2 separate regions of the Mus musculus genome follow, and region 1 is linked to region 2. A link is a contact called in ENCODE POLR2A ChIA-PET data. All regions are on one chromosome and are shown on one strand. Each heading gives the region's core, a stretch centred on a gene start or an enhancer-like site at or near the end of the contact. The rest is flanking DNA. Distances are from core to core; before and after follow the strand shown. Region 1 holds the start of Casp8 (caspase 8). Region 2 holds the start of Stradb (STE20-related kinase adaptor beta).

Region 1 (3,284 bases), core at 275-2,774, 180 kb after region 2:
TTAAGAGCACTCAATGCTCTTGCAGACCACCTGGGTTCAGTTTCCAGCACCCATATAATGGCTGAAACTGTCTGTAAATCCAGTTCAAGGAATCTGTGCCGCCACCCCCCCCCCCCCCGCCCAGTACCAGGTGCACATACATACATGCAGGCAAAATACTCATACTCATGAAATTAAAATAGAAATAAATAATTTTTTAAAGAATGAAACTGAGACCTAGCCAAGCAGAAGGCACTTAGAGGACTCCCTTTAAAAAGACAAAAAAGAAAAAGAAAAAAAAGAAAGAAAAAAGAAAAGAAAAGAAAAGAAAAGAAAAGAAAAGAAAGGAAGGAAGGAAGGAAAGAAAGAAAGAGAAAGAAAGAGAGAGAGAGAGAGAGAGAGAGAGAGAGAGAGAAAGAAAGAAAGAAAGAAAGAAAGAAAGAAAGAAAGAAAGAAAGAAAGAAAGAAAGAAAGAAAGAAGAAACAGAAATATGACTGTATGATAATTCCTTACAGGTACTTAACAAGCCAGTCACCCTTACAACTGCTTAGCACGTAGAGGAATTACCGGCCTCAGGTCACCTGTAGCCCCCTCCCTCCCTCCTCTCTCATCCCCTCTCTGTGGGGGTTGGGGTGAGGGGGTGGGGGGTTGGTGTTTTAAGTGCAGAGCTAGTGCCCTACGACCCCCCACCCCCTGTACTGCCAGCACTCAGGAGGTGGAAGCAAGGTCGTAAGTTCAAGAAGCCTGAGCTTCTGCAGGAAATCATGAAACCAAAGAGGGACAGAGGGAGGGAGGGAGAGAGGAAGAGGAGAGGGAGGGAGAGGAGAAGGCAAAGAGAAGAAGAGGGAGAGAAAAAGGGAGGGGAGATGTTGGAGGAGAAGGAGAAAGGAAGAGAGAATTTGGGATTAGAGTTGATGGACGTCTGAGTTGGGAAGAGCACGAAAATCGCCGGAGGAAACGCAGCTCAAGCTAGAGGACTCCCCGGAGGATTAACTCAGCTCCAGGTCCTGAGCCAAACTACAAAGAAAGTAAGCCTAAGAAGTCCAATAAAGTTTTCTGGAGAGGCGGCGACGGCACCCCGATGGCTGCATTTCGGGGAGCGCCACGCGAGATCGACACCCACCGGTGGGATCTCGGCCCGCTGGTGGGAAAGGAACCCGACTGCTCTGCAGCACTCACCTGTGGCCGAGTACCTGCCGCGCCGGTCACAACTCCAGCTCGGGCGAGGCCTCCGCTGGCTTGGGCTTTCCGAGCCTCCAGCCCGGGCCGGCGCTCCCCAGAACTGTACTCACTTCCTGTTCCACGCCGGCTCACAGAGGTTTGCTACCGATTCCGAGAAGCTGGACTTTTAAGCACCGAAGTCAGAATGAAAGACAACTGAGAGAACTAGGGCATAGGGGACAGAAATGCCTCCGAATGTTTAGAGGCGTTTGAGTTAATCATTAGAGGTGGCATCCTGGTGCCAGCCCTAGAGGCCATAGGCTGCTTCGCTTTCTGCCCGCCTTAAGAGCTCCCGCCAGTTCTGGAGGACACTTCCTTATTCCCCCAGTCCAACCACACCTCCTTTCACGCAGAAACCCTCTGCTCTAGAAATGTCAGCACTCTCGGAGGTAGGGACAGGAAGATTAGAACAAGCAAGTTCCAGGCTATCCCAGAGACAGTGGAACCAGAGCTAATGGAATGAACGAACGAACACACACACACACACACACACACACACACACACACACACACACAAAGTTTAAAGGAGCCAACTACAAGAAGAAAGTGATTTCACACTGAACCAAACAACCAGCTATGCTGAGGGCCTAGGTCAGATCCATCAGGATCGCTGATTGTTGGTTCAGTCTCTGTGAGTGCCTATGAGGCCAGGTTAGTTGATTCTGTGAGTTTTCTTGTGGTGCCCTTGAGCTCTGATTCCTACAATCCTTCCTCCCCATATCCTGTAGGATTCCCCAAGCTCTGCCTATTGTGTGGCTGTAGGCCTCTCTGATGGCGACTATGTTAGATTTCTGTCTACAAGTATGGCAGAATATGATTAGAAAACATTTCATGCTTTTTTTTTTTTTTTTTTTTTTTTTTGGTCATGTTCAGTTCTATCTTAGCTGTCTGGGGCATCCAGCCTCTTGTTCCTGACCTCCATGAATTCAGTGTCAGAGGTGGCCTCCCTCTTGTGGCACAAGTCTCAAGAGAGACTAGTAATTGGATGGAGACTCCCACAAGTTCTGTGCCATCTTTTCTCCAGCACATCCTGCAGGCAGGATAAATGGTAGGTCAGAGGTTTGGGGTCTGAGTTGGTGTCCCAGTCTCTCCACTGGAAGGCTTGCCTGGCTACAGCAGACAGCTCCAAACCCCTCATTACTAGGAGTCATAGCAAGGGTCACCCTGATAGGTTTCTAGCCCCCACATTCCAGTCTTCTCTGCCATACTCTCTCCCTCCATCCTCGCCCAACCTGATCCCTCTGCTCCCATCCCCACATGCCCCCAGTTCCAATCCCATGATACCTACTCTATTTCTCCCTCCTAGGGAGATGGCTCCTTGTTACTTAGCCTCTCTGGGTCTGTGGATTGTAGCATGATTATCTTGTAATTTATAGCTAATGTCTGCTTATAAGTGAGTACGTACCATGCTTGTCTTTCTGGGTCTGAGTTACCCCACTCAGGATAGGTTTTTGTTTTTGTTTTTGTTTTCTGGTTCCATCCATTTGCTGGCAAATTTCATGATGTTAGGGGTTGTTTGTTTGGTTGTTTTGTCTTGTTTTTTTAACTCTGAATAATTCTCCATTGTGTAAATATACCACATTTTCTTTATCTCTTCTTTGTTTAGTGTATCTGGTTTTATGTTGAGGTTCTTGATACACTTGGACTAGAGTTTTGTGCAGTCAGGGTGGTAGATATAGATCTATATCCAGTTAGACCAGCACCATTTGTTAAAGATGCTTTCTTTTTTCCATTGAATAATTCTGGATTTCTTTATAAAAACTCAGGTGTCCATAGGTGGATTTACATCTGGGTCTTCAATTCCATCCCATTGATCAACCTGCCTGTTTTTATGCTCATACTGTGAGGTTTTTATTACTATAGTTCTGTAGCAGAGCTTGGAATAGGGGAAGTCAATATCTTTTATTGTACAGGGTTGCTTTTAGCTACCCTGGCCTTTTGTCTTTCCATATGAAGCTAAATACTATTCTTTCAAAGTCTATAAAAATGTGCTAGAATTTTGAAGGGGATTATACTGGATCTCCAGGTTGCTTTTGGTAAGATGGCCATTTTTACTATGTTAATCCTACCTATTCATTAGCAT
Region 2 (3,316 bases), core at 779-3,278:
CCGCACAGAGAAAGTCTGTATTAACACACTTAATGAATAGCCACTGTGGGATGGGAGCTGGTGAGCCCGAAAGACACCCCCCCCCAACACACACACACACACACACACACACACACACACACACACACAAGTAATTAACACCAGGCCCTGACCTGCTGCTGACTTTACCTGAGGCGGTCTGGTGATTAATTTGTGGTTACCATGATTCTGTATCTGCTTTACAGCACGTTGTTATTGGGTTTGTTGTTTTAAACAACAAAACAATTTGAAAAAAGTCAGGTCACAGTCTTCTAGAACTGTTACTACCAGTGGGGTGGTTTAATCTCAGAAGTTTTACCTTCAGCATACCACACTATTAACAGATAATTTTTCAAGACATTTTGAGGTCAGGGCAGCAGCTGCACATGGCAAAGGAGTTGAATGAAAGATCTGCTGTTAGTTTTTGCTACTATGCTAAGATTATAAATCCTTAAAAGTAAATTATAAAGTAAAAAAATAAAGAAGCTTGCTGAGGCTTGGTGGAACATGCCTTTAATTCCAGCATTCAGGAGGCAGAGGCAGACGCAGGCTGATCTTTGTGAGTTCTAAGCCATCTAGGGATACCAACATAGTGAGACCCCATCTTTAAAATATGTGTGTATGTATTTACTCATAAATGTGTGCATATATATGTATATATATATGTGTGTGTGTGTATGTATATATATATGTGTATATATATATATGTATATGTATATATATATATATATATATATATTTAAGAAACCTGTATTCCTAAACATAATGATGAGTACTTCAGTGTAGTCCCTTGCAATTGTACCTAAAAAGCTAACCACAATAAAGCTTTATAAATAATCTAATTTGTTGCATAATATAGAAGTCATACCCAGGCCTTTCATTTGAAAGGTTAACACTTTAAATGGACACCAGAGGGGCTATGTATTTACAAGACTTGGGTTTTGCGTTAATCGAGGTATTCAATGGTCTACTGTTACAGGAAATGCCGACAAAAACAAAAAACCTACCAATACTCTTTGTTAGGCTTCAAAATTACAGTAATTCTCAAGGTGATCTTGAAATCTCATAAAACCTTAACAAAGATCATAGCGAAGCACACAGCTTAATCCAATTTTCCAAACTTAGTATCATGACTCATGGTTTCAACAAATATTTACGGAGTGCCAAGCACTGTGCTATGCAGGTGCTGTCACAAATCATGATCAAGTTTGGAGGAAAGGTATTTGACATAACAAACCCACGAGGGGAAAACAAGACATCAAATGTAAACACTGAAGACAAAACGAAGCCTGGACATTTAATTTGGAAAAAGGTCCCTTCGACGTCTCTGAGCAGACAGGTCTGGGGCCAGAGTGTCTTCAGCTTGGGAAGTCGCCAGGCCTGTGTGCGCTACCAAAGGTAAGAGCTGGGGGAGCGGGGCGGCGGTAGCTGGGTTCCTGCACCTGGCACCGCTGCTGGGCACCCGGGAGCCCCGGCCCCCCCGTGCGCTGGCACAGAGACAGAGAGCGGGAGCCGGCGTCCCGCAGACTCCAGCGGCTGCTCGGCCGGCCGTGTCAACTCCGGTAAGGAGCGGAGGCGAGGACTGGCCTTGTAGCCTTCCGCTGTGCACCTACCGACCTGCGTTCCCTGTCGCTCCCCGGGTCCCCACACCATCCCGTGCTGGCCTGCCTCCCCTCATTACCTAGGCGGTGACCAAGGCCAGCGACTCTCCAGACAGCGGGCGCTGAGGGGAGGCGACACGCGCGAGCCCCGGGACCTGCCTCGCGAAGGGGCGAGGCGAAAACACTAGGCCGGCTTCCAGGGTGAGCCTCAAGGCACAGAAGTGCAGCACGGCCTGGAGAAGGCCGGTCGGCCTGGACTTCTGCCCTAGCCCGGGGCAACCGGCCGGGACGGGATTCGCCCCACCCCAGCGGGGTCGGGGCCCGCCGCTCCGCCCCACCGCGCCTCCAGCTTCTAGCTCTGGAGTGAGGAGGCGGGGCCCTCGAGCTGTAGGCGGGACGGAAAGCAAACTACAGTTCCCAGAAGGCTTTGCGCTAGGGCCGCAAAGCCTGTTGGGAGAGTGGGTCTCCTTTTTAGCTTCCCTAGCTGGGTGGGGGCTGCCATTGAACCGGCGTCACTGCAGCTCCAAGGTCGCCCGGTGATGATGTGAGAGCGCCTGCCAGTTCCTGCCACGCCCGGGGGGGTTAGCTCGGTGGCGGCGGCGGCTGCTTCAGATGCTGCTCTCAGGCTGCCGCGCATTAGGGGCTTCTTCCTGAGCGAGTGTGGGCGGAAGAGCGAGGACGCCGGGCCATTCCCGTGAGTAAGCTCCCGCGTGCGATTCGAACTTGCCCTTGTCAACTTCTCTCAAAGGCAGAGAAGCCTTCCTGTCCCGCGTCCCTCTGGTCCCCAGAGGTCACTCACGGAAGGATTCCGCCCCGAGATGGGAAAGGGATGTTTCCCAAGTGTGGGTGCAAACTGATGGGAACTGGGCGGTAGCCTCCGGGATTCACCCTATCTGCACCTCTGAAGATTGGCAGCTTCCCATCCTTTGCCAGACAGAGTCCATCTGGAGCTCTGTCGTTTTAGGATGAGTGGCTTTAGTGTCTGGACGTTAAACCTTAAGCTCTCGGTGGCCATCTGTGATGCAAATGGGAGGAAAGGACACTAGAAAGAGCTCTTTCTTTATTGGGCTTTTATTTGTAATTGATTTGGAACCAAACGCCACATGTCTTTTTAAAAGAAATAAGGAAGACAGACAGACAGAAAGACTTTTGGTTGAAGCAAAAAGAATGAATATTGGCAGTTGTGTTTTCCAGTGCCAGCACTTCTGAGTCCCAGACACTTTTTTTTTTTTTTAAATCACAATTATGGCAGTGAAGTCAATTACCTGCTTATGCATCTTTTTCTGCATCAGGAAAGATGGTAATATTTCGCTGGAAATTCACTTAGCTTATGTAAGGACCACTGAACAAAATGAGCTAGACTCAGAGTTCTTGCTCTACCTTAGTAAAAATGTTTGTGACCTTTCAAATCTTTGCTGTCCTGTTAAAAGTCTGAGCTACAGTGAGCTCCAAATAGCATATTAATGGTGGTGACACTTGAAAACGAATTGTGAAGGACATTTGGTGGTGGGAAAGGGCAAAATTAAAGGCACTTTATCATCTCGGCCACTCTCCAGCTTTCTATTTTTAAAATTAGGTAGTATCTGGCAAGCCTCAGATGTTTAACCAGCACATACATACCTATGTGAAAGACAGTGCTCTTACCCATACCCATTTTTACTGATGTGATGATGTACACGGTTCACCTAACCACGCAC

Evidence for each region. ChIA-PET counts read pairs that join two places held with the same protein, here RNA polymerase II (POLR2A).
Region 1: POLR2A ChIA-PET joins it to region 2 with 55 read pairs in Patski. The contact joins the promoter of Casp8 here to the promoter of Stradb in region 2. POLR2A ChIA-PET finds 5 or more read pairs at or near these places in 2 of 5 experiments (Patski and embryonic stem cell).

What each region holds. Positions count from the first base shown.
Region 1 is chr1:58,793,614-58,796,897 of GRCm38, reverse strand. Casp8 (caspase 8) reads right to left here and starts at 1,524. Exons shown (of 9, transcript NM_009812.2): 1 at 1,160-1,524.
Region 2 is chr1:58,972,234-58,975,549 of GRCm38, reverse strand. It overlaps Stradb (STE20-related kinase adaptor beta), which reads right to left and starts at 2,028. Exons shown (of 12, transcript NM_172656.6): 1 at 1,700-2,028. It overlaps Trak2 (trafficking protein, kinesin binding 2), which reads left to right and starts at 2,068. Exons shown (of 16, transcript NM_172406.3): 1 at 2,068-2,313.